Regions from separate parts of the Mus musculus genome. Here regions 2 and 3 are each linked to region 1. A link is a loop called in an ENCODE intact Hi-C map of the cell type or tissue named here. Cell type or tissue: left cerebral cortex. All regions are shown on one strand. Links, peaks and the distances in the headings refer to the core of each region. The heading gives the core; the rest is flanking DNA.

What was found. Hi-C counts contacts between places; a loop is a spot of excess contacts. Peaks named below come from ENCODE experiments on the same cell type or tissue, not always from the same donor. Only the 100,000 strongest peaks of a DNase experiment are listed, where the experiment ranks them.
Region 2: a loop joins it to region 1, with 1.9 times the contacts of the local background. A loop is called at or near these places in 6 of 42 quality-filtered maps.
Region 3: it touches region 1 in a loop (2.0-fold over the local background); 6 of 42 quality-filtered maps call a loop at or near these places.

Annotation. Positions count from the first base shown.
Region 1 is chr4:47,345,641-47,355,865 of GRCm38, forward strand. Tgfbr1 (transforming growth factor, beta receptor I) reads left to right here and starts at 7,582. Exons shown (of 9, transcript NM_009370.3): 1 at 7,582-7,756. The coding sequence starts at 7,672. It overlaps Gm32435 (a long non-coding RNA gene), which reads right to left. Exons shown (of 3, transcript XR_390551.4): 3 at 6,674-8,598. It overlaps Gm42282 (a long non-coding RNA gene), which reads right to left and starts at 955. Exons shown (of 3, transcript XR_881255.1): 1 at 878-955. In left cerebral cortex, for the core only: a CTCF peak has its summit at 5,980 (motif pointing left); DNase peaks (open chromatin) are centred at 5,967, 6,609, 7,445, 7,888 and 1 more place; H3K4me3 peaks cover 2,655 bases; H3K27ac peaks cover 1,522 bases.
Region 2 is chr4:47,133,084-47,143,308 of GRCm38, forward strand. No RefSeq gene overlaps it. Among named protein-coding and RNA genes, the nearest start is that of Gm52731, 26 kb to the left of the region's middle. In left cerebral cortex, for the core only: no CTCF peak of the experiment used is centred there; a DNase peak (open chromatin) is centred at 3,812; H3K27ac peaks cover 506 bases.
Region 3 is chr4:47,118,023-47,128,247 of GRCm38, forward strand. Galnt12 (polypeptide N-acetylgalactosaminyltransferase 12) reads left to right here. Exons shown (of 10, transcript NM_172693.4): 7 at 1-13; 8 at 1,493-1,606; 9 at 2,340-2,486; 10 at 4,415-5,021. The coding sequence ends at 4,555. Among named protein-coding and RNA genes, the nearest start is that of Gm52731, 11 kb to the left of the region's middle. In left cerebral cortex, for the core only: a CTCF peak has its summit at 4,278 (motif pointing right); DNase peaks (open chromatin) are centred at 4,292 and 6,507.

The DNA.
Region 1 (10,225 bases), core at 1,194-9,193:
GAAGAAATGTGCACAGCCAATAGGCCAACGGCTCTAGTCTCTTACAAGCAAGCACAGCTGATCTGATGCACACAGTGGCTGTTTTGCTTGGAGGACCATGTTCTCTAACATAAACCAAATGTAAACTGATGTGAGTGTGTTTCCGTTCAGGCTCACTGTTAGTAACAATGTACTCCACTTTATGTGGGGGCATGGATAGTGAGGCAGGTTGTGTGTGGGTTGGGGCTGGAGATAAATGGGAAGGAATTCCATGGAATTGCAAGTCAGCTTGGCTACAAACCAAAATATGCTCCAAAAAGTAAAGTCAAGGGCTTTACTTTTTTTTTTTTTTACAAGGGGTGTGGTTGGGGTGGTAGAGCGCTTGCTTAGCTTGCACAGAGTCCCGAATTTGATCCCCAGAGCTGTACAAACCCTTAGTGGCGACAGAGGTCTGTAATCCCAGCACTTGGAAATTAGGAGCAGAAGGATGTAAAATTCACTTTTGGCTATATAGTAAATTTGAGTCCACTGTGGGCTACATGAGACTCTGTTTTAATAGATGACTAAATAAATAGTCCATTAAAAACCAACCAAATGAACAAATAAAACCAGACAGAAAAGAAAGCCAGGTTACCTACAAAGGAGAAGCTATTTGACTGTTGTCTGATTTCACACCAGCAACAAAGGGAAGGCAGAACCACTCCCGTATTCCAGTTGCTTAATGAAAACAGTCACCCTGGCATTCTATTTTCAGTGAAAACATAATCTAACAATGACAATGAAAGAAAAACATTTGTACCAAACGAGAGCCAAGAAGATATGTTAGTTAACTTTCTGTTGCTGTGATAAACATCATGGCCAAGCACTTTATAGAAGGAAGGGTTCATTTTGGACTTACGGTTCCAGAGCATTAGAATCTATGACGGCAGCAGCTCCTGCTGCAGGAGCAGCTGAGAGCTCACATCCCCAGCCAAGAGGAAGGCAGAGAGCATACTGGGGAAAGTAGGAGGCTCTTCAAGTCAAGCCACCTCCCAAGGCCACGCACCCTCTAATAAAGCCACACCTTTCCAGGGAGTCTCACCATCTGGGAACCAAGTATTTAAAGGCCTAAGACTATTGGCTGACAACTAATTCGAAGCACCACAAATGGTTCCCTCCAAGGAGACCAAAAATATATATATTTTAGGCAGAATGGAGGTGATGCAATACGGATATTCAGAGATTTAAAAAAATGATCAGAATTGTTTTGCAGTGTGATTTTATGGATTCTTCTATTTTAAAAGAGAGTCTATTTCACCTTTGAGTGGGGGGAAGGTCAGTGCTGGCTCATTTTCTCCTATTTTGTTTTTCAAAATGTTGATCTTAAAAAAGAGGTATCTGGTATTTTTAGTGACATGTTTACATGTGTTTACTGTGTATGAGTGTAACCATGTGGGTGCAGGTGGCAAGGAGGCAGGAGCTGGAGTTTCAGGTGGTTGTGTGAGGTTGGGTTCTGGGAACCAAATGAGGTTTCTGTGTGTGAATAGTCCGGTACACACTCGGAACCCCTGCAGCCTCTTCAGCCCCCTCTCCTGACCTTCCCTCTGAGCACGTGCATTTCTAACTGACTTCTTCTTTTATGAGTCATATGGGTCAGGGCCCCACAATGACTTATGATATCCCTACCATATGGTTGCCTAAGCAAGACCCACACACCCAACATGGATAAGAAAATGTTTTTATGGCCCTACCCTTAGATCAAGAGCCATGTAGCTGCTGAGAGAAAGAGAATCTGTTTTCTTCCAGGATGCGCTCCATGATAGACTATTCAATCCCCAGGGGCTGGTCCTAAACATATGTACATATAAATGGACTAATGTTGATGTGTGTGACAATAAAAATTAATGGAGAGTAGGTTATGAATTTCAGAAGGAGATGGGGGTGAGCTGGTGGTAAAAGACAGAGGGGTAGAAATGAAAAACATGAAATTCCCAAAAAATAGTTAAAAATGAAGGGGAATAATAACATAATTTCTTTAACAAAACAAATAAATATAGACTTGCAAGGTAGTATTAATATAAATATATAATGTACATATCTCTCTCTCTCTCTCTCTCTCTCTGTGTGTGTGTGTGTGTGTGTGTGTGTGTGTGTGTGTAAAGCAAATAACTTAAGGTTGAAAGAACTGTAGCATCACATAGAAATTGGCAAGATAAAAATCAGTTCGAGTTTGACCAGAAATTCCTCAATTTAGAAACTGAATAAAACCCAGGCTGTTATGTGGATTCAATCTGGGGCCTCTGAGTCTCTGCATTTTCAAATGTGTGGGCCTGGGGTCAGTGTTTGTAAAATCTCCTTCAGGCTTCAAATGACTTAAACCACATCCTTCTGAGGTGAGTTTCAAGTCCCAGCTTGTTTATGCTTACGCCTCTGGCCAACTGACTAAATTAGATTGCTAGAAACGCTCACATCTGAAGAAAACACCTAGACTTAGCAGCTGATTGTGAAGAATATCACAAAACCCTCGGATGAAGAGATGCCTAGGATTCGCTGTGGGAGAGGGACACAGAGCATCCATGCCTTGGAAAGAGCATCACCTTCAAGGATCCTCCGTGTGTGAATCTACCCAGAGGTCTCCCATCCCAGCCTTGCACAGGCATAGTTGAAACATGGCTAACCATATAAAAAATGACTGGACAAGAGGGTATGTTCTAGAGTGCCTAGCCTGGGTAGAGAAGTTTAGCAAGTCTGTCAGCCTGATTCTGCTGCATCTCTGGAGAGTACAGAATAGGACTCTTTCTTAAGTTCAGGTATTATGTCAAACAGGATGGGCAAGTTTCTTTATGTCCAGTGTCTCCAAGATAGAAAGGGAGTGGGGGTTACTATCTATGACCAGCTTCAGGGAAGAAACATTCTAGTTGTGTTGTGTGGCTTACCTTAAGGATGAAAAGGGAGCTAAGAACCACGCATGGATTGTATATATATTATATATAAATTGTGTGTGTGTGTGTGTGTGTGTGTGTGTGTGTGTGTGTGTGTGTGTGTGTGATAATTTCACCTCTATGCTTTGACTTTGGTCTCTGCTCAGTTTTTGCCCAAATCAGTGGAAGGGGCAATAGTGAACCCAATGTGCTATCTCTAAACCTAAAATATGTGAAGTGATCTTACATATTTTCTCTCATTATCTTAGATCTCTGCATTGCCATCGTAGCAAGTCCAGGCTAGCCTGCTAGAGGATGAAACCCCCCACCCCACCCCGAAAGGGTCTGCTTGGTCCTGACAGCGTGCTCATGACAGAGCTTAGCAGAGGCCAGCTCACATTGCTCTAGATCAGAGAAGCTGGCTCTGCCTGCCCACAATCTCTAGACAATAAATGCAGCTATGATTCCTAGCCACTAAGTCGTGAGGTACATTGTCATTCAGTTAGGAGCACAAAGAGTTGGCAACATCTAACCAGGACATAAATCAATAATATTTGCAGGTTAGAAGAGAGGAAAGGCTAGGACAGAATAGGCAGAAATGAAGTATTCTAGGGCTTAAAACAAAGGCTTGTTTTTTTCTTGCGCAATAGGAAATATGCATTAGAGTTGATGTAGTTGATCACCACATTTACTGGAGACCCATTTTCCTTCATTATTAAACCTAATATGAGCTATCACCATTATGCTTACAAGAGGCTGTTGTGTCTCCAGAGGTTGCAATTATGTTCCAGAAAGAAAGAAAGAAAGTGAGAGTGATGTGTTTGCTCCTTGTTTAAATGGTGTATTAGTCCTGGTCCTCTAAAGGAACAGAACTGATAGACTATACATGTAGGTTTATTAGAATGTTTTGCAAGATGTAGTTTGGGCGGTGGAACACTTGCTCGCTCACACTGGACAGGCGGAGATTCTAGGAGTTTCTCAGCCCCATGAAGCTGGGCATCTCAGTAGTCTCAGTCTGCTGTTCAAAGCCTGGAGGACGGCTGGTCTCCAGTGTGCATCTGATGCCCAGAGAAACTGTTTCTAAAGTGGGTGAAGGAAGGCTACAGTAATGGGATCCTTGGACTTGCTGGTGAAAGTGAGGGCAAGCAGGCAAACAAAGCAAAGCAAAGCAAAGCAAAGCAAAGCAAAGCAAAGCAAAGCAAAGCAAAGCAAAGCAAAGCAAAGCAAAGCAAAGCAAAGCAAAGCAAAGCAAAACAAAACAAAACAAAACAAATGCCATTTAGGGTGAGTCTTCCCATTGCAAATAATCTGCTCAAAAAGGCACTCGCAGGAGTGGCTAGCAGCTTGGGTTTTAGTAGATTCAAGTTGACAGCCAAGGTTAGTCATCACAGGGGGAACAAACTTAGCCGGGAAGGAAAGCGATTCCTGTTCCCGTTTTGCTGGACTGAACCCTGCTGCATGCTCACTCAAGTGTGGAGCTGAACAAATTGAACCCCTCCCCCTCCCCTCCTGGTAAATTGCTTTCCCTGAAGGAGTTAGGATTCTGTTACCAAGCCACTCTAGAAATGGATAGAGATGAGAGAACTAGAACCTTTGGCTCTCTGTTTCGGAGAAAGTATCTTCGTTAAGAGAATTGCCCAAAGGGAAAAGAGCAATGTACTCAGCGTAAAGGCTGAGGGTTTACCGGGTAGAGGGCAAGGGGCTAGAGTACTTCTCTCAGACAGAGCTCCAGAGCCAACTTGCTGAAAGATGATCCTCTTTCTCTTCCCCTTTAAATCAAGGCACTAGAGTGAGCATCCTATGAGCCTTCCGAGAATTTGTGGAGACTAAGATGGGAATGAACTTTTGTGATTGACTGTCTACAGGCAACCACTCATTTAGGCCTCACAACAAAACTGTGTGTATAGGTAAGATAATTCTTACTTTGCCACAAGGAGGGTGGACGGGAGGTGTGTGTGTGGGGGGGAGGGGTAACAGAAGGTGGAATGAGTGTTGAGGCTAGGGAGTGAGTAGAAATCAGGCAGCCCAGACCCATATCTAGAGAATGTTAGGATCACGAGGGTCCAGAAGTCTCTAAGGCTGGAGGCTTCGACCTTTGGCTCAACCTTTCAACACAGGTGGGTTCATTCATTTTACTATATTTAAGCAGGTGAATGTCTTCTGAAGTGGTCAGGTGCCCTGTGCAGTAGAACCTCCTGAGTAGTTTATTAGCGATGCATATTCTTGGACTGCCTCCAGAGGAGCTTAAGCAGGCATTCCAGGTCCCAGACCCAAGCAGCTGAACCCAAAAAACTGTAGAGAGTCCCAAATTTAAATGGACAGGTTTTGTTTCATTCTAACACAGCTTGTTTTCAGATCTGTAGCTCATGGAAATTTCCCCCTAATATCAGAAAGATATAATTTAAAAATAGTCTGTTTCTCCTTCTTGTTCCTCAGTTTCCAAGTGAACACACTTCATTCCATGGAAAATGTCCTGGACTAGGAAATGTGTCACAGAAAAAAATCCTCATGTTGATCAGTACAGGCTTCATAAGGCAAAGCATTGGGTTAGACTCAAGGTTAACATCATGCAAAGGGGAGGGGGCAAAGTAAATGGTATTAACTAAATATTTACTATGTCCCAGACACTGTTCCAGACACATTATGTCACTAAGGCACTCTGGACTTGTGATTCAGTCCCATTTATAAGTGGGATGGGAGCTTTTAATATTTGCAACCCATTAAAGATAACCAGAGAAAAAATTCCTATGAGATTAATTATTCATGCATAGCATAAAAATCTCTTGAGATCTTATGCAAGACACAGACTAGATCAGAAAAAGAAAAATAGGGGGGGCATCTTGGCATGTGGCTGCAACCCCAGGCCTGGGGGAGGGGAGGTGGAGGACTAAGGAAGGAGGATTCCGAGTTTCAGTCTAGCCTGGTTTGCATAGTGAGACCCCCATCTTTAAAAACCAAGGGCTGGGGGCCGGAGAGATAGGTTAATAGTTAAGAGACTGCTGCTCTTGCAGAGGAAGTGGTTCCGTTCTTAGCATCCTTGTTAGGTGGCTCACAGTTCCACTCCAGGTGTCACTCCAGTTCCAAGTGATTGGACGCCCTCTTCTGGACCCCACAAGCACTACTTGCATACGGTGCACATAGGAGCACAAGAGCTGGGGGTATAGCTTATGAGTAGAGTACTTGCCTAGGAAGTACAAGGCTTTAGGGGTGGGGGTGAGGCGGGGGCAGTCACTGGAGATTTTAGGTGTGTCAGGCTCTTTATATCTCCCAGAGAGATTTCATTAGAAGCTGGTCAAATTTAGTCCCTGTAACCTCAGGGCATTTGAGCCAGGGGGGCCAGGGGAGCCAGGGGAGGCAGGAACTGATGGTTCTGGAGTCCCAGAGAGCAGGCCTGTTCAGGTTCTGGCAGGTTGAGGACTTGCTGAAGCGTGTCCTAGCTGGAGCCGAGGAGCAGTCTCAGACCCCAGCTCTTAGCCCCCACGGTTTGCTTTCATAAGCAGGATCAAACTCTTGGAAAGTGGCTATAAAGCAATTTACCAACAGCTACTAGAGGCCGGCTGATTCCTACTACGGAGCTTTATTTAATTCCGAGTTCAAATCACACAGAAAATAACATTTTCTCCTTAAAAGGTTCTGCGGAAAAATGCTGTCGGTGCCATGCGGCCGCCTCCGTGACTGTGTTTGTGTCTGAAGAAAGGACTAGTCTGACAGGAAGAATTACAAATCTGGAGCTCATTTTGGCGTCCCAGAGGGAAGGTGGGTGGAGCGTCTCACAGTAAATTAGGAATTCAGAATGAAAGCGGAGCTGAGTTTATTTGGGTTTTTAGTGACACCTCGAAATTATTACACAGGAGTGTCGGAGACAACTCAAAGTACCTATGACTGCTCCCGCTTCGCCCCGGGGCGGGATGCTTCTTCGTAGGGCAATCCTCCCTCCTTCGAAACCCGTGGGCCTCTCCGCTTCCACGCGGGGACAGCAAAGGTGGGAGGGAAGGAGGGCGGCGGGGACCCTTAGTCTGGGTCTTTTTACGGTGCCGAGACACAGAGGCCACTCGGGGGTGTGTCTGAGCTCCACCTTGGGATTCCGAAACTGGGCTCCGACTTTGAGACTGGAATTTGGGGAGAGGACGACGAGGTCTGGGGCGGACGTGGAGTGCAGAAAGAAATCGGACTGTCTTTGCGGGGAGGCTGGAAGCCGCGGGTCTAGGGTGGGGGAAGTTGAACCCCGGACAATATTGAGGGTCCGAGTGGCGAGAGTTGGGTTTTGCGGGTGCAGGACTGTGCAGGGGAAGTCAGGGTGGGGTTGGAGTAGAAGAAAAGAGCGTGCAACGGTCACAGTCTTTCCCTGAGCAACTCTCACAGGCACACCCTGCGCTCAGTCGGGACCGTGGGCTCCCTCGGGCGCGCAGACTGGGACCCTGCCCCCACCCGCCGCGGGAGCGCGAGCTGCCCGCTGTGGCTGGAGTAAAGGCGCCCAGCGGTGAGGGGGCGTGGTCAGAGGCCCAGCAGTGCGGGGGCGTGGTTAGAGGCAGAAACCCACGGCCGCTCATTGGTAGCCCAGGGCCCCGCGGGCGGGGCTCTCGGCTAGGTCCCGCTAGGGCGCTCGCGGGCGGCGGGGGAGGCGGGGTCGGCGGGAGCCGGGCAGCCAATGGGCGTACGCCCCTCGAGCAGTTACAAAGGGCCGGAGCGAGGCCGCGGCGGCGGCGGGGAGGTGGGGCGAGGAGGGGCGAGGCTTCCTGAGGAGAAGCTGCGGCCGGGGCCGGGCCGGGCCACAAACAGTGGCGGCGGGACCATGGAGGCGGCGGCCGCTGCTCCACGTCGTCCGCAGCTCCTCATCGTGTTGGTGGCGGCGGCGACGCTGCTCCCGGGGGCGAAGGGTGAGTGGCGGGCGGGTGGCTGCGGGGCGCGCGGGCCGGGCCGGGCCTCTGGCTCGCTTCAGCTCTTTCTCAAACATGGCGCGGGGCCGGGGGCGCAGGTGGCGGCGCCCGGCCGGCCGGGCGCTCCTGACCCGGCAGGCGCCACGCGAGCCGGGGCGGGGAGGAGAGGCGGGGCGGGGGCGGTGTCGAGCGCGGGTGGCGGAGCACCGAGCAGAGGCCGGCCCTCTTGGGCTCCCGGGGGGCAGCGGCTGGCGAGCCTGCCGAGGTCGGGGGCTGCCCTTAGGGGTGCGAGGCCGGCCGGGACCGTGGCCCCCTGATTCCACTGCCTAAATGCGCCCCGGCCTGAAGCTGTTGGGGCGTGGGCGGGCACCGGCGTGGAGGCGCTCCGGGGCCGGGCGCTTGGAGGGCTCCCCGGAGGGTCGAAAGGGGCGCCGTGGGCAGAGACCCCGGGTGGGCCGCACCGCCGTGAGTGCCGACGCCCGCCTAGGGCGACTTTTCTTCAACCAGGGGCTTTGTGTGAGAAGCAGGCGCGAAGATGCGCGGAATGTTCTCGCTTCGTGAGTCTGGGAAGAGTTCAGAGTCCAGTAACCAGAAGGCTGCAGATTGTCTTCTTGCTAGTAGAAACTTGAACGTTTGCTCACTCTGCAGATTTGGGAACGTTTGAATGGGAACGGTTCTGTAGAATTGATCAAATTATTCCTTTTCTCGAGGGGATCGTTGCTTTGGGTGTATCATTTCCCTAAGCGGTAGTTTTAAAACCAGACCTCTGTGTAGCTGGGGTTTGAAGGGAAATGTGTGGTTTCCCAAAATATTAAAGCCGGTCGTGATACTGGTTGTCACCTCTGGAGGGAAGATTGAAAAAAACTTTGTCAGGAACCAATTAAAATAGGAGAAAGCAAAATACTGAGGCTCGGCATTAGCAACCTGCATACAGTGAAAATACATTTTTGTTGCGGAAATTGGATAACAACATTTTAAAAAGCAAAACAAGCCAAAACAAAAGTCTCTCCAGACTGTGGATGCCAACTATGATTAAACTTAATAGTTACTGTTTATTGGGAGTTGATTATAATGCAGATGTAAAAGACACAGTATCAGAACCCTCGCAGTACCAGTATTTGTCCTGTATATTGACATGAAAACTGAGGTGCAGAAGATTAAGTTCTTAGTAAGTGCAGAAATTAGGATTTGCACTTAGGCTTTCAGGGTTCAAAATCTGTGCACCTGTTACACCAAAGTAGCATGACTCACTTAAAGAACAGTTGATATTTGATAACATAACTTAGCCATCAGTTTCTTAGTTTACTTGAACATTCTCTTTACATAGGTCTACAGTAGAAGATACAATGGGTTTTTGACATTGGCTTAGGAAGGAAATAATGGTGGACAAAGTGGGAGAATTGTTATAATTATGCATCAACTATAAGTGACCATATCTAACAGTTATTTGGGTAAAGTAATTAATTCTTTTCTACCTAAAACAAAGCAGGACACGTTCATGCATTTAGCAGTATTGACGTGGATGCTGAGAAGGCTGGTTCATGTCCTGGAGGACTTTATAGCCTACTTAGGCAATGATGTAATACAAAATTAGCCTAGATGTTTTTATTGCTCAAAACCTAGACTAGTACTTCATAAACTTTCCCCATTTGCCACCCTCTTTTCTCAAAAGATTGTATGTGCCCATGAGTCACATACAAAATGTAAAAGATGGGTATATAAATCAAATGTACTGATAATAGAGCATAAATAAAATTATTTTAAAACAATTCATTGGTATATACAGTTTTACCATTTATTAAAGATTAAAGCACATTTCTGTAGTAATGAGATGGGTGAGTTTATTTTTTCTTAAAGAACTGAATCATCCAGTGCTGGCGACTCCACATAATTACAGATGTTTAGGACCATTTCAGAAATTGTTGCAATTCTATCTTAATCACAAGATGAGATTTATGTAATAATTTTTAAAATGAAATTTAAGTCAGCAACTTAAACAGCAGTTTTTAAAATCAGACATTTTAACACAATACAATTGGTCAAGGATATACCACTTTGATATACATGAGGAATGAAAGTCTTTTCTGTAGTTTGTGTATGTTTCTGGAAGAATAGAAAACTTTGTATATTCAATAAAAACATTAAAACTCATAAAATAATAGTCTGGACTGTGTTAGCACTGCATAGCACGATAGCATGTGTGTTTAGAACCAAGACTGTAGTGAAGTTGCATCTTGCAACATAAGCATGGATTGCCAGAAACACCTCAGATTCATTACTCAGTTGATTTTGAATTAATTTTGGGGTGTTATACATTCACAAGTCCTTTACTGTTGCCAGATTGTTATATGACCCAGCATCTCTATGTGGAATTAGGAATCAGTTTAAGCTATGGCCTGCAGGGCACTGTGGCTCATGCCTTTAATCTCAGCACTCAGCAGATTCTGATCTCATAGTGAGTTCTAGGAC
Region 2 (10,225 bases), core at 510-8,509, 210 kb before region 1:
CTGTTGTGGTGGGGAAGTCAAGGGAGAAGAGCCTAAGCAGCAGGCACAGTCAAGAAACAGAGAGGGGCGTGTAGCCAGTCTTTGGCTACTTTGTGGGTTCTTCTTTCTTCCACCCTGCCCCACCCCTTTGTTTCCACCCTTTCAACCCCAAGACTAGATAGGAAAGAAAAAAGGATACAGGGGAGAGGGGACAACATTGCCATTAGACTGCTTCCTGTTGAGTTCCTTGGGGCAAGTTTGATCTTTATCGTCAGGATACCTTAGTTTATTCTTTCTTCTTTGTGCATAACTACTTAAACCTCGGCCACCAATAACCAGCAGTATCCAACCAACAATAAGACCCTGGCTCTTATATACCCTCTGAAAAGTCCCCAGAATTCCAAATGTCACACAGTCGCAGAAACGATCTGCTGCTGGGAAAAATCACGCCCCTGCTAGAGCAGGAGGCACAGCATAGTCAGCTGCCGTGGACCACCTGAAGCAACAGCCTCATCTCTCACACCTGGGATTACGATGAAAACAGGTTCCTATAACATTTCTGTGTCTTTCAAAGGAACCAACCAAAATGCCAAAATTGTCACTGCAAAGGTGGGTGTTTATCGGTCCTCAGCTGTCTTCCTTCATTTTATACAACCCAGATTGCCCTGCCCAGGGAGTGACTCCACCCACACTTAAGATGGGTGCCTACATCAGGGAACTTAAGATCATCCCCCAGAGGCAAGGTCCTGTAGAGGCCTAGTTCCTGGGTGGGGTAGACTGAGTCATGTTGGTGATAAACACCAGCCATTGCAGATGGGGAGACTAGTCCTAGTGTAAAGAGCCACACTGCTGTTGACCTGAAGCCTGACTGACCCTAGAGCTGAGTGAAACACTCCCATCTCCACCGTGCCACCTGAGCTCCTAGGACCTCCGTGACCCCATCCTTGGGCCTCACACCCTAGAACTGTCCTCCTGGGTTCCTGTTCAGGGTGTCTGTTCTCTCTTGCAAGGACACAGGGAGCAGGCTTGGCAGGGATAAGGACACCTGCTTGCTCTGAATCTCTGATAGGAATAGATTTTGGCTTGGGAGCTTCAGAACTAAACCCACACCCACAGTCTCATACAAGGCTGGCTTCCTGAGGTGTGTGCCGCTGTGTTTAACACTTTATTCCCTTCATATGATTACAAAAAAATAAGCCAATTCTAACATTTCATAATTTCATTAAGTTGCATAATCTTTGATTTGCTTAATTTTAGTGCGTGTTTTTATTTACTTCCAATTTTTTTAAATAACAAAGTAAAAAATAATAAGAGCAAAAAACGTAAGCTCATTGTCAAAAATTTAGAAACTACAAAAACATATTATCAAGAAGCCACTCACTCTGTGTCCAGAGACAGCACCACTGGAGCATTCCCTCTAGCCTTCTGTTCACTTTCATTTTCTGCTTCATTTTGTTTTTGTTGCATTGTTGAAGGAGCCACCAAGCTAAAGCCATTCCACTTAGTGTGTGTGTGTGTGTGTGTGTGTGTGTGTGTGTGCGTGCGCGCGCACACTCGCACATGTGTGTGTGAGCATTTCAAATGCAGAAGAGAGAGGGGGTAGTGGGGAGAGAGAATATGTCTTAACTAAAAACGTACCCTTATTCTCTTTCATGCCCCACTGGTCTTTTTCTTGCCCCCAAGTAGTGCCTTTCTATTTTTATGTGATATTCATAGATATATAGAATGATAGATGGATAGATAGATAGGTAGATTATAGATAGTAGGAAGATACATATATATACATAGATTATAGATAGATGATAGATAATAGTATACATACATACATAGATTATAGATAGATAATAGACAGATTATATATAAATAGATAATAGATGATAGATAATAACTGATGCATAGATGATGGATAAATGGTAGATAGGTAGGTAGGTAGGTAGGTAGATAGATAGATAGATAGATAGATAGATAGATAGAGTACATAATCTAGATTCTACATGAGAGAAACATTTGTCTTTCCGACTCTGGTTGATTTTGTGTTTGACCTGATGATCTTCAGTTCTTGCATTTTCCTGCAGATGAAAACACCAGTCTTCTTCACAGCTGAGTAAAAAGCCATCCTCTATATGTACCACAATCTCTTTAGACATTTATCTGTGGCTGGCAATCTAGATTGGTTTCATATTTTGCCAACAGTCAATGGTGCTGCAGTAGACATGGATGTGCAAGCATCTCTGTGGTGGGGATTGAAGACTTTCAGGTCCACGTGCCCAAGTGTGCTGAGGCTGGATCAGAGACCCTAACAGTCTTTCCTTGACCACAGCTTCCTTTGCGTGGCTGACCATCTGAATGATGCCAGCACTCCAGAGGCAGAGGCAAGTAGATTTCTGTGAATTCAAGGCCAGCCTGGTCTACATAGTGAGTTCTAGGAGAGTGAGGACTATGTAGAAAGACCCTGTCTCAAAAAAAAACCAAAACAAAGCAAACAAACAAACCAAAAGAAAAGCCTTATGCCCAGTAAACACAGTCCATCCTCACGGGATGCAGAATTAGGCCCCTGGGCTTACATGCACAAACTCATCTTGCACCTTCCAACTCCTGGGAGAAATGCCTCGACTAAGCTTTGATCGTATTTGCCTCTTGCTAGCTAGCTTGCTTTCTGCTTGCCTTTTTTTTGAGAGAGGGTCTCATGTAACCCCAGCTGACCACAAATTCCTGATTCTTCTGAGGGCTGTGATTATAGGTGTGTGTCACTACACCCGGCTGTCAACTTTGTCATACATGCCAAAGTTTCTAACAATGATGAACACCATTTACTGTGTGTACTGCGTGTATGAGACACCATGATGACTGACTTTCATACATTGAATTTTCATGACAACCTCACAACGGAAGTGTTTGTACATTATAGATGCATGCTTTCGTCATTTCATTTGAGAGTTGGGGGATGTATACAGGCCAGAGGACAACTTGGAGGAGTAAGTTCTCTTCTTCTCCCCGAGGTCTTGAGGATGGAAGCCATGACATCAAGCTTGCACTTTTTATGTACAGAGCCATCTTGCTGGCCCTGTCGTGTTTTTCTAGCTGAGGAGAGATTGGTTCCCATCTGGGCTGAGGGATACTGAGTCTAATGAGATTATAGCCTTGTCTAATCTGGTCGCTTTGTCTCTTAATTTAGCCAGAGGAAACAGCGTCTCTCAGGACAGCCTCGTCAGGCCTGGCTCTCAGATGCTGTACTTTGCAGGGCAAGCCTTGGCACCTATGCTTGGTGTACCTGCCTCACTCATTCTGGCTCCCAGGCACCTCTCCCCGCTTCTGAAAATCTCTCAGACATAGCTGGGCTCATTTAGAATTCCTGGAAATAATAGTTTTCAATCCCCCTGTCCAGTGTGCCTGTCATGTGCAGCCCCTAATACTTGGCTGCTATGATAGTGTAAGGCAGTCTGCACTGGTGCCTGGGTTTCCTGTGCTCCTCAGCAAGCACAGTAGAACAATGTACTAAGAGTAGAGCCCGTCTAAAGAGGGCCATTCTACCGAGTCTGACATCTGGAGTGTAGAAGCATCTCTTCTCCCCCGCTATAGCCAAGAGATGGCTTCTCTTGGCTATGGACCCCCCCAGACCCCAGTCTGGCCCTGCTCTTGCCAGTTGTCTGTCGTTGGTGAGGAGACCCCGCCCATGTCCACTGCCCTCAGAATGGTGACACAGCATGGCTCTGCCTCTTCAGCTCTCCATCCACACCCACATGGCTCGGAGGAGACTTCCCTTCCGGAGGGTGGAGTTGCAGAAGCGCACTTTAAAATATGGGTTGGATTTTCATTTTTTTGGTTGTTTGCTAAATTTGGTCATAATCGTGTCTTCTGGTTCTAAAAAGAGTGAAAGGAAGCAGCTGTCCTCAGGGAAGGCCCTGCAGCAAGCAGGGTGGGGGAGCACCATGGGCCACTCGGCCTTCTGCTTCCTTCCTGAGCATCTGAGGCCAATTCTGAGGAACGAAAGGGCCTGGCAGGACCCAGGAGAGGTCCCTACAGTCTTCTAGGAGCTCACCACAGCTGTTGACACTCTTAAATGCACCAGAGCAGTGGGCTCTGCCCTGTGGGAACACAAGTGTGGACATTGATCCCATCCTATGAGCCATGACAATTATGATTCCAGATGGTAATTCCAGGCGAGGTGGCACACTTAGGCAGCGTCTTGTCTAGGAGCCATGGCTGAGAAGCAAGTCAAGGCCATCTGACCTCAAGTTTCCATTGTTTCCTTGAGGAGAGAGGCATTCCCTCCCATGCCCTCTACTTGTCTGTGGCTGGAGTATAGGCATGGTCATATGCATGACATTGGGTCACTGCATAGTCAAAAGAGGGGACTGGAGGAAGGCATGGTCTGGTTCTTGTCAGATTAGGATGGTATTGGGTTACCAGGAAAGGCCAGTGGATAGGCCCTAACGTACAGTAAGCTTCTGAATCGTGGGTAGGAACTATTGAGGGAGGCACATCTGTGTCAGGACCATGCCTTGTGCCAGATGAGCTGAAAGTTCACCCAGGGGTGGGGAGGAGTGGATTTGCAAGGGAGCACGGCCACAGCTGGCTATGGAGCTATTTCTGCATTGCATCACCCTTCCTTGAGCATGTGTGTCCCACTCCTCCCTCAGTGAGCTGCACAAAGCTGGGATTTGATCACACTGTGTGGTTTGGCTTCTGTCCCCAACCCCAAGCTGGACCTTCCTGCCAAGGTCACGGGCCTTTCATTTGCTGGAGTCCTTGAAAACTTTTTTTCCTCGTGTTCCCACACCCCCTTGCTCTATGACCTCACAGCTGACAGACACAGAGACCCTGTTGCCCAGGGTTTCTTCCCCATCTTTTTTGTGGTCATCCTTCCTTTATTCTGGAGCCCCATTTCCCAGGATCCCATTGGGCCCTCTTGTGACCTGCATGTTCTAGCTGGTGATCACGATGAGCAGTCAAGGTATTACCCAGTGAGAAGTGCAATCAGCTTCAAGAACCACAAGCCTGAGAGGCAGTTGACAATCCCATGGGTGGCTTTATTCTTGTACAAGAGGAAGTCTCTCAAATTCAAGTTCATACCTACAAGGAACAGGCTAAATCTTCAACTATTTCCATACTTAGACCTAGTCAGTAGCTTCAAGTACAACTATGTCCAGGATGTGCACACAAGGCCTTGGTCTCTTTCACTGTCTGCCTATACACGTCTATCCTGAGGAAGAGGAGACACATGCACATTTATTTATGTCACAAATCTTATGAACCAGCTCAGCCCTGGGTTCTGGGACCCCTTAGCTACAGAGGGGGCTGATACCTTGTCATCAAGGTGTGGGGAGGAAGACAGGAAAGAGGGGAGGGAGGCAAGCTGGCAGCATTTTGTCTAGTAGCCATGGCCAGGGAGCAAGTCAAAGCCATCTGATCCCAAGTTCCAGTTGTATCCGTGAGGGGAACAATATTCCCTGCCTTGCCCTGTGCCTGTCTGTGGCTGGAATCTTAGACACAGTCATATGGTTGACACACTGGGGCACAGGGCATAACCCTAGATGCTAGATGGCAGAGCAACACGCCAGAAGGAGCCTGTGGCCTCTGACTCGGAGCAGCCTCTCCTAATTCAGTATGGCTTCCAGGTGTTCCCAGTGGAATCGTATGTGTTGCTCAGCTCAACCCCGTAGCAGCTCAATCTGCAGGCTTGTACTTAGAGAGACTGGTACATCAACAGCCACGGGCAGTATCTGTGAGCTCGCATTCACACTAGACCTCCTCTTTCCCTTCTGTTTCCTCCCTTCCCTTCTTCCAGTTAATTGACTTCATTTCTCCTTTTATCTTTTCAGATGTCGTGTATTTATTCTTTGACAGCTTCATATATGTATACATGGCATTGGGATGATGTCCAACCCAGATCTTTCCTCCTATCCCCTCCCCCAACCCCCCAGCTTCTGGCATGGTGGATATAGAGGTGATTAAATCCCTATCAAGGATAGGGAGACACAATGAGAGTTGAGTAGAGGTTTTCCAAACACAGATTCAAGGAAGGCTCTTCTAGGCAGAGGAAGCAGCTTGTGTTGGGCTCAGAAGCCTGCAAGAGCCAGAGAGTGTGGCGATCTGTGGGCTCAGAGCCATGGGCGCTGGGAGAGTCCAGGGTGGGGCTGAGGGATGAAGATTGGCTGGACAGGGACTTGCTTTACTTGACAAGCCCTGCCAGGGGTCTTCTTCCCCTGAGATGGACCCAGTAAAGCTTTGCAAACAAACACCTCCCGCCTTCATGTTCCCTGCTGTCCTCAAGTCTCTTGCTTCTCTTCCGAGTGATTCCCCGCCTGGCTTCACTTAATTTCCACAGGAAACTGGCAAGAGCAACATCCGTCTAAATTCCCCCCCAAACTCACTCCAGATTTCCAGGGTCAGAGAGGGAGGGTCTCTGTGAGGTCAGAGGTGACAGTCCCAGGATTAGTGGGCTTCTGCTGAATGACCCTGGGTGACAGCAGAGTCCCCGTGCCAGCTCCTGGCAGGATACAGATGTTTAGAGGGGCTTCCCCAGGAGGGAGATGAGTGGCGGGTGGGGGAGGGGGCTAGCAAAGGCTTGTTCCCATGGGATCCTGACCAGCTCTCTCCTGTTCCTCTGGGAGGGTGTGGTCAGCAAGTGCTTTAGTCTCTCAGCTGCCCCTGCCAGGGAGCTGCTTTCTTCACACAGTCCTGAGACGCTGGCCTCAGCCCACTCTCATTATTTAGTTTGCAGCTGTACCGCCAACTCATTCGCTCGGGGGTCAGTTTTTCTTCTGTGACTCAGGGGACAGCATAGAGCTGATATAGGGGGCAGGTTTCTGTCCTAGGGCCCTCCCTGTCTCTGAGCCTCTCTGCACCTGCTGACATACAGTCCCCAGTGGGTCTCTGAGGTGGTGCAGGGGCGAGAGGTGGTGTGAACATTGAAATCACATAGACAAGTCCTCCTGGGGGCCCCTTGGTGGCTGCGTGGCCCTTGACGGGTCTTTGGCCTTGCTGGCCACCATGCCCTTACGTGAGGATGAGAGAGCAGGCCTGGTGAAGATGACAGGGACACCTGAAGAAAATGGTCTCATTTTCTTCCCCATGACAAAATAGAGTTAGTCACTTAAGAGCTAAGTTAGCACAAGTGAATTATTACTCTCTGTGACATGACCCTGAGCAGACCCTGGCTGTGTCTGTGGAAGGTCACAGAATACTTCTAAAGCATGGCTGCTGACTGACTGGTGTGACCTCTTAGTGTGTCTGCCAGCCCCCCAGCCCCCCAGCCCCCACACACATGCTCCATCCTCTACCCCAGGAGCGAGGGGCTGATGTGGGTGTTAGTATAGGCAGGGTCTTCCAGACTTGATTGCCCAGGTTCTCCATCCAGAGAAAGGACAGTGTTAGGTTACCAGGTGCCCTTTTGGAGAGGTCCTCCATCCTGCAGTTCTGCCTAGAGGCAGGTCTCTGGCTCCTCTGCTGGCTCCTCCCACTTTCATAGCCAGGCATCTATGAACATCAGCATCCTGCTGCTCCATGAGTGGATGTCTGTCCCCATCTCACCTCTCACAGTTCCTGGCTCCTTGGTTTGTATCTGTGACTTGTACTCCCCCATTTCACGGACATCCGACTTTGGCAATGAGCTATAAATGGGAGGAGTGCAGAGGCTGTGCTGACCCTGGTCATGTTCCTACTGTCGGGTACCAAGCTTGGGAATTTGTTGGCTCTCAACAAATACTTGTTGAGTATTTAAATGGATGTCTCACCTGGGAATATAGAATTTGGTAGCAAAAGGATCACAACAGGAAGAGGAGTCACCACGAGGCATGTGTGGCACACAGAGGCTCTGGCCAGCACTGTTGGCGACACTCAAGGCACTTCCCCTATGTCCCTCCGGACACCCCGAGGGCCAGAATAGCATCTCCAAAAAGAGCATGCTCCATGGGGGAGCTGTTTGAGAGGCCAAGAGAGAGAAAGATGGAGGTATGTGCTGTTCTCTGTCTTGGGAAGTTATGGTGACCTTGACAGAGCAATTTCAAAGGCCTGGATATGGGGAAGAGACCATGCTGCTGCAGGGGAGTGGACTGGAGTGCGGGGAGGTGGCGCCTGTGCGTCTAGTGGTGTTTCTGAAGGCATCTGAGAGGAGAGATGACAGTAGCTGCTTCTGTCTAAGCAGGATCGCATCAAAATTTGGAAATGTTTCTGAATAATAAAAACCAATTCATTTATAAGACTGTCAGTCCCTTGTCTCGCTGTTCGCTGGAAAGTAGGATGTCAGGGCTGGAGGGGCTCAAACACACTTCTCTCTTTCACTGGATGAGGTGCCTGAGGCTCCACAAGGGAGGGACTCACCCAAGGTCACACGGCCGACTAAGCAGTCACACTGGATCTCAGGCTCCTGTGTGTCCAGCCCAGGGCTCTTTTTCCATCTTTCACGGTTTTGTTTTTTTCTTTCCTTTGTTCTTCCTGAAGACTGCACTGACTGCCGGAAATGGAAAGCATCGCATTTCATTATTTTTAGTTTATTCAAAATGAATAAAATGGGTAGTGGGTTTTTCCTTATATATCAGAACCAAAGCTATGGCTTATGTAACCACAGAATGAATGAGAATGGCTCTGCAGGGAAACAAAGATGCCTTTGAATATTTAAAGCTTCGGGGTAAACCTCAGATCAGCCCAGATGACAGGGCACAGCTATCCTTGCGAAACTGATGGAGAAGGCGTGTGTGTGTGTGTGTGTGTGTGTGTGTGTGTGTGTGTGTGTGTGTGTGTAGACTCCATCCACGGGGGATTTCCAGGGCACCAGATTAAAGCCCTGAATTGAGGCTCCTTAGTACTGACTGTAACAGTTATTTTTACTAACATGGGGCAATACATGAAGGGTCTGCCCTCTCCACTGTTTCTCTGTATGTGCGTGTTCATGGGTGCTGGTGCGGTGCACAAGTGTACTGTATGGAGGCCAGAGACAACCTCAGGTATTGTTCTTCAGGAGTCATCTGCATTCTATGTGATAGTCTCTTGCTGGCCTGGAGCCCATGAAATAGGCTAGGCTGGATGGCCAGTGAGCCCAGGGGGTCTGCTCCTCGCTGTCTCCTCAGCCCTGGGATACAAGCACATGCCAGTGTCGGCTGTTGTTGTTTGCTGTTGTTGCTGTTGTTGTTGTTGTTGTTGTTGTGTTTTCCCTTACATAGGTTCTGGAGATAATACTCAGATCCTTGAGCTTGCAGAGCCAGCATCCCTGACTAAGCTCCCTCCTCAGTCCGTTCTTGATCACCTCGAATTGGACAGTTGGGCAGCGCTAAGCATCTGAGCATGCCTCTCATCTCCAGAACTCATAGTAATCTTGTAAGATGGAGGCTCTGAACCTAACAGACAACAGCTCCGCAGCCTGTTCTGCTCTCTGCCTCTTGGATCTGGCAGTGAGGGGAAACATTCAGCACTCATTCTTGGGTGACAGGCTTGCGGCTTTGAGCACTCTCCCTGGGCTCTGACTCTGAAGAGGGGCATAGAGACCTTCTCTGTCGGAGCTTTCTCTTGCAAACCAGCTCTGATGGGGTTGAAGTGGGCCCAGGTGACTGTCCCAGCTGATTAAGGATGGGAGGGAGATGGAGAGATATTAATGACAAAGAACATAAATGTCTTGCTTGAATAATAGATGGTTGAGATCCTCTCAAGTGCGTCTGTGGGGTGGCAATTAGTTTAACAGCACAGACACCCCCTAAATTTGTGTCTTTGGGTCTGTTTCCTTCCTGTTTGACTCTGCCTGGTCCCTTGGGAAGCTATGCCTAAGGGTTCCTCCCTAGTCCATTCCCATGCTTCTTGTGGTAATTTTCTCATTTCTCTCTCTCTCTCTCTCTCTCTTTCTCCCTCTCTCTCTCTCTCTCTCTCTCTCTCTCTCTCTCTCTCTCTCTCTCTCTGTGTGTGTGTGTGTGTGTGTGTGTGTGTGTGTGTGTGTGTGTGTGTCTTTCTCTCTCTGTCTCTGTCTCTCTCCATACAAGAGGCTCAGATGGAATGCAAGTGTTTCATAAGGGAAATATTCTATTTGGACAATTTCATGCATGCACATAATACATTTTGATAATATCTAATCTATTTACCATCTCTTATCCCCCTTCCCCTCCTCCTGGAACCTTTCTCACACTTTCTGCTCCTACATTCACGTCTTTTAATTTCAGTTTGAAATAACCTACTGTGTGTAATCAGGGTTGCTTGAGTGGGTGAACATGGGCATGGGCTATTTACTGAATGAACATGGGCCCCTTACCAGTGGCTACAT
Region 3 (10,225 bases), core at 1,166-9,165, 230 kb before region 1:
CTTCTTTGGGATGGTAAGTGGTGGGTCATGGTGGAATGGATGTTTGCCTTGTGTCTGAACCACAGTCCTGGGGAGGAATTCCCCATTTGTGAGCACCCCAGACCTCCCCCATTTTCACCCCTCTGGTCTGATCATGTATGTACCGTCCTTTCCTCTCCCCTTGGGCATCTGGGCCCTGGGTCCGCAAGGTCAGGACTGGAAGGCACCTGGAAATTGTCAGGGGTGAGCTACTGTTTGTTGTTTAATTAACTGGGATGTCTTGCTGCATGTGGAGATCGGAGAACAGTTCTCAGGAGTGGCTTCTCTTCTGTCACTCTGTGGGACCCGGGGACCAAGCTCCGGTCATTAGACCTGTGTGGACATGCTTGCACCCATTGAGCATCTTGCCAGTCAGTTAATTGTGGGGAATGGGCATGCATATGTGGGGTTTCTGTGTCTTAGTTTTTGCCAGTATTTTCAGATTACTTGGCCTGGCCAGTTAGTGATTTGTGGCCCTTAGAAACAACACAAGCAATAGCAGAGGCAGAAGATTCCCTTCCAGTCATCCAGAATATGTAGAGGGAAAAAAAAAAGAGGCCAAACAAGGCGAGAGTCTTGATTTTGCTAGGAGCTGAACCATCTCCCTATGGGCTAACTGTTGCCTATCTGAGATGCTGCTGTTCCATTTTGGATAACTATGAAGCCAGGGTTTAGTGTTAAATTATGTTTTCAAGGTGAAAGTGTTCAAATGTACCAAAACACAGGGAATAGTGTAATGAGTCCTGTGTCTGTGATTCTAGAGTCGTCAAGATTCTCTTCCTCTTGTTTCCTCTATCCTGTCCTGCCTTGGTGCTTTTGGCTATTGGTGTCCTGTGATTTCCTTCTGTACTCTCAAGTGTGCACAACCTGCCACGTAACCACTAAGCCTGCCACATAACCACGAAGCCTGCCACGTAACCACGAAGCCTGCCACGTAACCACGAAGCCTCGCTCCTGTTCACTCTGCCACTCAGCGCACACTCCTCCATTTCTCAGGGTGCTCTGTGGGTGGTTGCAGATTCTAGTGGGGATCCACACACTGTGTCGGGCTGTTGCAGCTTGCTTTGGAAGGCTCCATTAGTCTGAGCCACACCTCCTCATTTTCTCTGCCATGACTGCTTTTACCCCAGTCTGGTTGTGTGTGTACTGTTTCACTCGTGGCACTGTCTGTAAGCTAGACCTCTCTCCTCTGTGTTTCCTAACCGTGGAAGTGAGGCCACACCCAAGATTGTGCTAGGGCAGCAAGAAGGCTGTGACTGAGCAGTTAGAGGTGCAAGCTTTTAGGCCAGATTTGTTGTCTTAAAGTTTGGCCAAGTTCCCATCTGTTGTTAGCATAGGAAAACATTATAGTGACTGGAAAGAGCTGGGCAAAGGGACAGGGCTCCTCTTTCATTGTGTTCTTCTCTCTCCTTGTGTGGAGTCCTTTTGGTGTGTGGAAATCTAGACTGAGGTGCTACCTCTGTGTCTTGTTTAGCTCCAGAACAGAGGCCTAAGAGGGTACTGCCTTGACTACAATCCTCCCAATGAAAACCATGTTGAAGGCCACCAGGTCCTTCTGTACCTCTGCCATGGGATGGGTCAGAACCAGGTAGGCGTGGGCCTTGATGGGGAGGGGCAAGCTTCTTTTAAAACACTTTTTAAAAAATATTTATTTATTTGCCTGTGTATGTGTGTGTGTGTGTATATACCTACTCTCTCTCTCTCTCTCTCTCTCTCTCTCTGTGTGTGTGTGTGTGTGTGTGTGTGTGTGTGTAAGTCAGAACGGTGGGGGTCAGTTCTCTCTTCCCTCCATGTGGATCCCAGGGACAGGACTCAGGTGAGGTCGTCAGAGCCTTTACCCCTCTCACTAGCCCTCTGCACGAGTATCACTCAGTGGCAGAGCACTAGCCTAGCATGTGGGATTCACGGTGTCTGTTACTTTGGATGTGTCATGGCAGAAAAAAATCCAGGAGTAGAGACTTATCTAGGTTTAAATAAGAGGTCAACTTAGTACCTCAAGATACCTGGAACCGTAATACAGGGTCATGGCAGTGGTGGTGTGGGGTAGGGGTGGTGCTCTAACCCACCCTCACTTATTTCCAGTAGAGAAGTGGTTCTCAGCCTTCCTAATGCTGTGACCTTTCGATACAGTTCCTCATGTTGTGGTGAGCTCCAGCCATAAAATTATTATCATTGCTACTTTATAACTATGATTTTGCTACTGTGATGTGAATGTCTGATATGCAGGTTGAGAAACTACCGCCCTAGATAATCTTGTGCAGGGCATCTTCCTCCACATCACAAGGTAAACTGACATCTGTTGGTTGTTAAACTGTTGTTAGTTTTTCGAGTATACGACCCGGAAAGAAATACGCTATAACACCCGCCAGCCCGAAGCCTGCATCACCGTGGAGGACGGGAAGGATACCCTTGTCATGGATCTCTGCCGAGAGACCGTCCCAGAGAACCAGGAGTTCATCCTACAGGAGGTCAGTGAATGCAGCTTTCGGTGCCATCGGCCCAGGTCTGTGCGCCTGTGCGGAAGCCAGGTGTACTCTCTAGCCTGGTCCCGGTGGGTCTCAGACACTGGAAACTTCACTTTGACCCTGGGGGAATGACTGTGAGTGTATGGCTTCTGGTAACAGTGAGGCTTTCTTCTTTTTCAGTCTTTTACGGTATGAGCTGCTGTGGGTTGTAATAGAAAGTAGAGTTGACACTAATGTGTGGGGGTGAGATGGGTATATGAGTGTCGTAAGTGACCCAAGTGCCAGAACATGAGGTTAGACCCAGGCATGACCCACCCTTCTTCTCTGAGCATCATTTCACCTTGCTCTGAAACAGGCTTGATAACAGCAGCCTTGCTCTGCTCCGGGAAGGACTTAGAGATTCCCGGGACTTCCTGTGGAAGCTGTGAGGGCCTGTAGAGAACTTGTGGCTGCTTGGGATGTGACCAAAGAGGCAGCCTGGGATAGAGCTGGCTTTCCAGATACTGTTGATTGACCCATTTGTGAGCAGTCCAAAAATCCCATTCAAAGTTGAAATATATTTTCCTGTAGAGAAATAGAATAATAAGCAGTGGAGTTTACAGGCTCCCTGGAAGAGCTGCGGTGTTAACCCTGTGGTCTTATCCTGTTTGACTTTAAGAAGAAAGTAAGATCTGGATATGGTAGCACACTCCTATAATCCCAACACTCAGGAGGCTGAGGCAGGAGGATTGTGAGTTCCAGGGCAGCAAGATGTGTCTTAAAATAAAATAGTTTAGGAAAAATAATCCACACAGTCCACAATCTGTTGTCCTCTTCCTTTTGCATTTTTCTTCTACCCCCGCCCCCAACGATAGTACAATCTAGAAACAAGATTGGTCACATGCTGCATTAAGAATTCCACTGTAAGGCTGGAGGGATGGCTCAATGGGTAACACTCTTGGCACACAGGCATGAAGACTGGAGTTCAGACTTTCATCACCCCGTAACGCCCTGACAGGTCGCCTGGGAGGCAGTACTTAGGAAGCAGAGGGGTTCCCAGGACAGGCTGGCTAGCTAAAATGATGAGCTTTAGAGTCAGAAAGGGCCCTGTCTCAAGTAAAGAAGGTGGAGGTGTGATACCTTGTCATCTTCTGGTCTCTGCATACACATACATGTATGTGTAGACGCCTATGTGTGTGAACGTGCATAGCCCCCACACGAACAAACATTTTACCTTAAAGTTCAGTGATCCCTTTGGAGACGTGGGTTTGTGTAGAAGGCTGGCCAGAGAGATGCTGTAGTGAGTCCCTTACTTTTAGCTTCCTCAGGGGGAAACTTGGAGAGCCATGGAAGTGTGGGGGTTAACAGCATCTAGCAGTTTGCAAAGCCTCTCCCTCGGAACCAGGAGCCTATGCATTGTCACTTTTGGCTGCTGGCCCCTTGTTATGTTCCTTACACTACAGAAGAGAGAGGGGCAAGATACACAGCAAAGAGAGGCTCTCCATGCCCACAGCAAGTATTGAGGAAGCAAGCTGGCCGTTAAAGACTGCCATGACCTGGGATGTGAGACTGTGACCAGGCTGAGAACAGGTGACCTGTGGACTCAGGTCCCTCACCTGGATATGCTGCCACCAAGTTAGAAGGTCACGTGATGCTGTTAAACGGCTCAGGAGAAGGAAGTCATAAGGTTGGAGTTAGGTGATGGAGAGACATGAGGGAGGTCCATAAAGGATCTTGGCTGTGACTTCACTGAAGGAGGGGAGTGGTGAGGAGCTAGAGGCTCCCTCCCATCCTCTTCAGTAGCCAGCAGGTGGCGCTGTTTTGCATTTACTGACATTTACGAAATGCTAAAAGTCACTCCTTGGGGTCTTCAAAATCTGCCTTAAGGGAAATGTGGCTTTTCTGAGCAATCACTAAAATAATTTTGAACATAACAATGTTTTCATTTGTAGGATGGCACTTTAGTTCACAAGCACAGCAGGAAATGTGTGGAGGCCACAGAGAAGGTGTTAGACAACGGCTTTGCACCATACTTACGGGACTGTACCAACTCAGATAACCAGAGGTGGTTCTTCAAGGAGCGCATGTCGTAGTGCATCGCCTTGCCAAGGAAGGAGCCCTCCACGGCTGTGGACTGTGTGCCCAATGAGATGGACAGCGTACACGGTTGTCATTCGTGAATGTGCTGGGTGTCACAAGAGTGTGAATAAGCTTTGTACAGATTTTGAAAACTTTAAAAATGTCTCCTGGCATCCTGCTTTCTGAGGGCAATCCTAAGATGTTGCCTTTGGTATTTGGAAAGGATATTTTCCTATCAAGATGTGCATTTTACAATGGTGCCTTTTATTCTCATTAGCAAAAAAGGTAAATACTTTATTTTGATACATACAAAGCTTCCTGGGTGTTTGTAGCACATTTTACACAAACTGTTAATACCTCAAATGTTGAGTTAGAGTTCTCTCAGGGGGATGAGGTGGACACTAGAAATACTGTTGATTTCTTCAGGTGTGAGTGGGGTGAGATAGTCTAGATTCATACAATAAAGAATGCTTTTGCTTATGCGTTGATGCCACAGCCAAAATTCTATCATAATGTTCATTACTGACCAAACCAGGCTAACCACATCTGAAAGCTCAAAGAAGCTATAGGGTTTGCCAAGGCCCTATAAACTTAAGAGGGTATTTCCAGCAAGAAATGTAATGCTCTACATGAAACTCAACTTTTAAGCTTTTCCTTAAATAGCATTTGATTATTTAATAATATTATTTATAATATTATTTGATTATAGATATTATTACTTATAGTATTTGATTATTGAGAGTTGGTGATGAGGCAGCTGCTGTGGACATTGCTGGATAATTCAACCGTCTGAATGACTCCAGATCAGCTCCAAGAGCTCACCAACTTGGTGAAGCTAATAGGAACAATTAGAAATGCCACCAGTGAACTGAGGGTGTGGGTCTCTGGCTAGAGTGCCCGCCTTGCACGCATGAAGCCCTGGGTTAAATCCGCAGCACCCCATTTTAAATAATCAGCTTGACAGCGCACCCCTAATCCCTGCACTTGGGAAGTGGAAGCAGGAGAATCAGAAGTTTAGGGTTATCACTGGATACGCAGAGAGTTTGAGGTTAGCCTGGGCTACATGAGACCCTGTCTCAAGAAGACATCAGTCAGAAGGTAGACTGCAGATCTTATTTTCGTCCCCGTCAATTGCGAGAACACAAGTGCGATGGATTAAAAGCATCAGCGTATTTCTCTCGCTCTTCTCTCAGACATGTATGCTGAGGGTATCGCTCCTCAGAATCAGGTCTGCTTTGCCTGGACTGACCTGCTCTGTACTGGAGTTCCTGTGAGCGAGATGGAGACCAGGAAACTGGGTGTGGGGGCGGGAGCAGGTAGGGCTTAGCATGTGTGTGGGGGGTCTCTGAGATGTTATCTTTGAGATCCCCCGCCACCCTCTTTTATGTGTATGTAGCGTGTTTACATATCTGAGGCACATGTGTGTTGAGGTCAGAGTTTAAATCAAGGTGTCTGCCTTGATCACTCTCTGCAGACCTCCATGTCAGTCAGGCTTTTCTGTGGATGCTGAGGGTCCATCCTCTGGTCCCCACTCTTTGAAGGCAAGCACTTTACCCACTGAGCCATCCCACCCCTTTAGATTCTCATAATAGGCCCGTATAAAGTGCAAAGCACAGTGAGTGTCAGCAGGCGTTTATTCAGAAGCCAGTACAGGATAATGCAGATGTTTTCTCTCTGTGGACTAGGCAGCCCTTCATCAGTGTGGGGTGGGGTGGGGTGGCTTCTGCACAGCTCAGCTCTCATGCTGAGGCAGGCGGGGTATGGCCTTCCCCTTGTCTGGGGAGACTTGTGGGTCAGGGGAGGGTCCACAGTTCTGCTTCCCTCTGCCTTCTATAGTGTGGTTAGGTGGGCCTGGTGTAGCAGAGAGCCTCTCCCCAAACAGAGGAAAACAGCCTGGGTGGGCCAGACATGCAGTCGGCGGCATCCCAGACTGCACCCGGCGTGTGGGCGGCTGCACCTGTGCCTGTGTGCCTCAGAGGCATGGTGGCCAATTGGCTCTGCTTGAGGACTCTTCACTGATTTCTTCCACCAGGAGAAGTAAGCCTCAGGGTGTGGGAAGACCAGGAAAACAATATTCTCTTAGTTTTGAAGATGTTATAATATTTGAGGCGGCTTTCCCTTCAGTGATGGGTGAAGGGTCTAGAAGGCCACATGGATGTGAGGAAGTGCCTCCAGCTGTCCTGCCTGTGTGTTCCCGTCCCTAGTGTGTGGATGCAGTGCTGGTGTGCAGAGTGGCTGAGGCAGCTTGCTTTGGATCCTAGGGTTCTGTTTTGCTTTTCTATCTGTGACTCACAGAAGAGCATCAGTCCTAGCCTGCCCTTCAGGGACCTGGGTGTGTGATGATAGATGTTTAGGGTATGATTTGCATGGGTGACTCCTGAGTCCTGGAGGAGAGCCTGAGGCTCAAGTGTCCGACCTGTGAACAGGTGTCGCTCTCACAGGGCTCGTTCACACTGGCAGGTGGCTGTGGCTCTTCTCTCCCCCGGGACTAATAGAATCTACCATGACCACCATCGTCTGGGGGATCCCTGACCTGGAAAGAAAGAGGTTAGGGTTAGAAGTGTTAGCAAGTGGGCCATGGGAAGGAAATGGCATGAAAGGCAAGAAGCATCACAGATCCGGGGAGGAATGAGACATTAGGTAGGGTTCTCTAGAGAAACAGAACTGATAGGTGACTATGTAGATAGGTAGGTGGATGGATGGATGGATGGATGGATGGATGGATAGATAGATAGATAGATAGATAGATAGATAGATAGATAGATAGATAACTGATAGGTGAATATGGATAGATAGATGGGTGGGTTAGTGGGTGGATGGATGAGGAACAGAATTGATAGGTTAATATGGATAGATAGATAGATAGATAGATAGAGAATTGATAAGTGAATAGGTGTAGCTAGATAGGTGGGTGGGTGGGTGGGTGGATGAGGAACAGAACTGAAAGGTGACTATGGATAGATAGATAGATAGATAGATGATTAATTGAAAAAGTAGATTTATTAGAATGGCTTACAGACTATGGTCCAGCTAGTCCAACAATGGCTACCTCACTCTTCCCTGGCTAGTCTACCAATGGAAGGTCCAAGAACCCAGTAGCTGTTCAGTCCACGAGAATGGATGTCTCCGCTGGATTTCAGTATGCACTGGGATCTCAAAGAAGCGGGCTCTAATCCAAGTGAAGGAGTAGACCTGCCAGGGAGAGTGAGATCAGTCAGGCAGAGAAAGCAAGCTTCCATCTTCCATGTCCTTTATGTAGACTCTCAGTAGAAGGCGTGGCCCAAGTTAAGAATGGATCTTCCCACCTCAAAAGACCTAGATTAAAAAGTGGGTCTTCCAGCTTCAAATTATTTAAGAAAAACCCCTCACAGGTGTGCCCAGGCACTCGTTACTTCCAGATGTAATCAGGTGACAACTAAGAATAGCCACTGTCATGCCCATTTTGCAAACCTCCAGAGGCCACCAAGGAGCTGATTCTGATGCAATTGCACTGGGTCTTTATTCAAGCTCGAGTGCGGGCCACATTGTAGTCACTGATGCGGCTGGACAGGAGGGTGAACCCCCTTGCTTAGTTTCAAGCAACCTTTTGTTGAGGCAAGCAAACAAGCAAGGGGATTCCAGCCTGGCACACATTTTGTTGCGGGGCTATTACAGAATTTGTTGCCCTTTAGAATGATTGGCTGGTGCTGGGAGCCAAGCTGTAAACTTTCATAAGTAAATATCTTTAGGTACAACTGTAACTTTTGCTTTCCTCCTGATGCGTGGTTGTTAGGAAAGACCTGAAACTAGTGCTAGGTGCAGGCTTGTTGGTTAACTCAAGTTCTTTAAGATGGAACCTGAACCCAAGATGGAGTTGATGTGGTCTTTCAGCCAGAGGAATAGGGAGCTGGGACATGAACAGTCAATGAGGAGTAGAAAAGAATTGTGGTGTTGGGGCACAGGTGACTAAAGCCTTTGCTGTTATTCAGGGCATCTTAGCACTTTCCCTGCCAGCTTTGAACAGGTATGTTCAGAGTTGAGCCTCTTCTGCAAAGCCATACCGAGACAGGTGGTCTTCATAGCAGATCACCTTTCTACACTGGGTGTGGGGATCAGTGGGGTGAGTCTTACAGGAGAGTGGTCACCAGGATGATGGTTCTCATAAAATGATGAGAGTCCACTACAGATTCATCACCTACCTGCATGATGGCTTAAGTATGTCTTCTGGAGATGTCTCTGTCTCTCTCTCTCTGTCTCCCCCCCCCCCCCCCCGCCCACACACACATAAACTCACAGGGTCCTTCAGTTTCCTGGTGTAGACACCAGTTCCCGAGTTGTACTTGACATTCTGAGGTTCCACATATTGTTTGCTTGAATTGCAAGGATGTTATACTTCTCTGAAAAGTAGAATCATTTGCATCTGGCTGTTTTGCTTATTTGGGAATTTTTAAAAAGCCTTTCTTCCATATTTGTGGGGTAGTTTAGCTGGGTATAAGACCATCCTTGGCATGTTGGGTTATTCCAGGACTGAGGTCGCTGTAACTTCACAAGTCAATTCTGCAGAACTCTCTGCTCCGAGGAGAATGGCCATTCTCCAGTTTCCACTCTGCAACCCTTCTGTGTTCAAGGTCCAGCATTCTTGTCTTCACCCAACCTCTATTTAGGAACCACAAACATTCTTTGCTAGGCTCCTCAACATTTCCTCCATGCTGAAAGTCTAGGTTCCGGGTGTCCGTTGAATTTTCCTATTGTAGCCAAGAAGTTAGCAGGTGAAGTCAGCGATCACCTCCTTCCTCACCACTCTTGGGGGTCAAAGGGCAGGGTGTGCTCAGCTTTCCTTTCCTCTGGATCTCGAATGAAAGCAAGCTGTGTTCTGCTGCTGCATTCTCTGAGACATGAGCTCTGTCTCCCAGCTCACCAATAGCAGAAATCAGTCCCTGTGCTTTATGGGTCTGAAGCTCAGCTCCTGGAGGTCACTGCTGAGAACCTGCTGCTGGCTTTGAAGAACTAAGCTGCCATGTTGTGTTGTGGCTAGGTCCCAAGATGGCCTCTAGGAGCCAAGTTCAGATTGACTGTCTAGGATCAGAGATCAATCAGTGGTTTTCTTCCATCCATAAGAACACAAATACCGAATGTACAGTGAGATTGGAGTACTGGAGACCCTCTGCCTAGTACTCCTACAGGTCATTCTAGAAGATTCCATTGTTTTAGACTGATTAAAAATTCCCAAGAAATAAAATTTCCTCTCATGACAAATGTCGTATTACTCAGGAAGGTTTTGTTTTACTTCTAAGGTTAACATTATGTTCTATTTTATATATAATTATAGATAATATTTATGTATTCTTTCTCTCTCTTTTTCTTTCCTTCTCTTTCTTCCTTTCTTTCTTTCTTTCTTTCTTTCTTTCTTTCTTTCTTTCTTCCTTCCTTCCTTCCTTCCTTCCTTCCTTTCTTTCTTTCAGTTTTTTTGAAACAGGGTTTCTCTGTGTAGTCCTGGAACTCACTCTGTGAATCAGGCTGTCCTGGAACTCAGAAATCTGCCTGTCTCTGCCTCCCAGGTGCTGGGATTAAAGGTGGGATTATATGCCACCACTGCCATATGCATTGTTTCTTTATAGACTGTCCTAGCCATCTCCCTTCCCCCTCCTGTTAGAACAGCTCCTCACACATTCCCTTGCACTGAGGCAATCACCTGCCATTTAGAG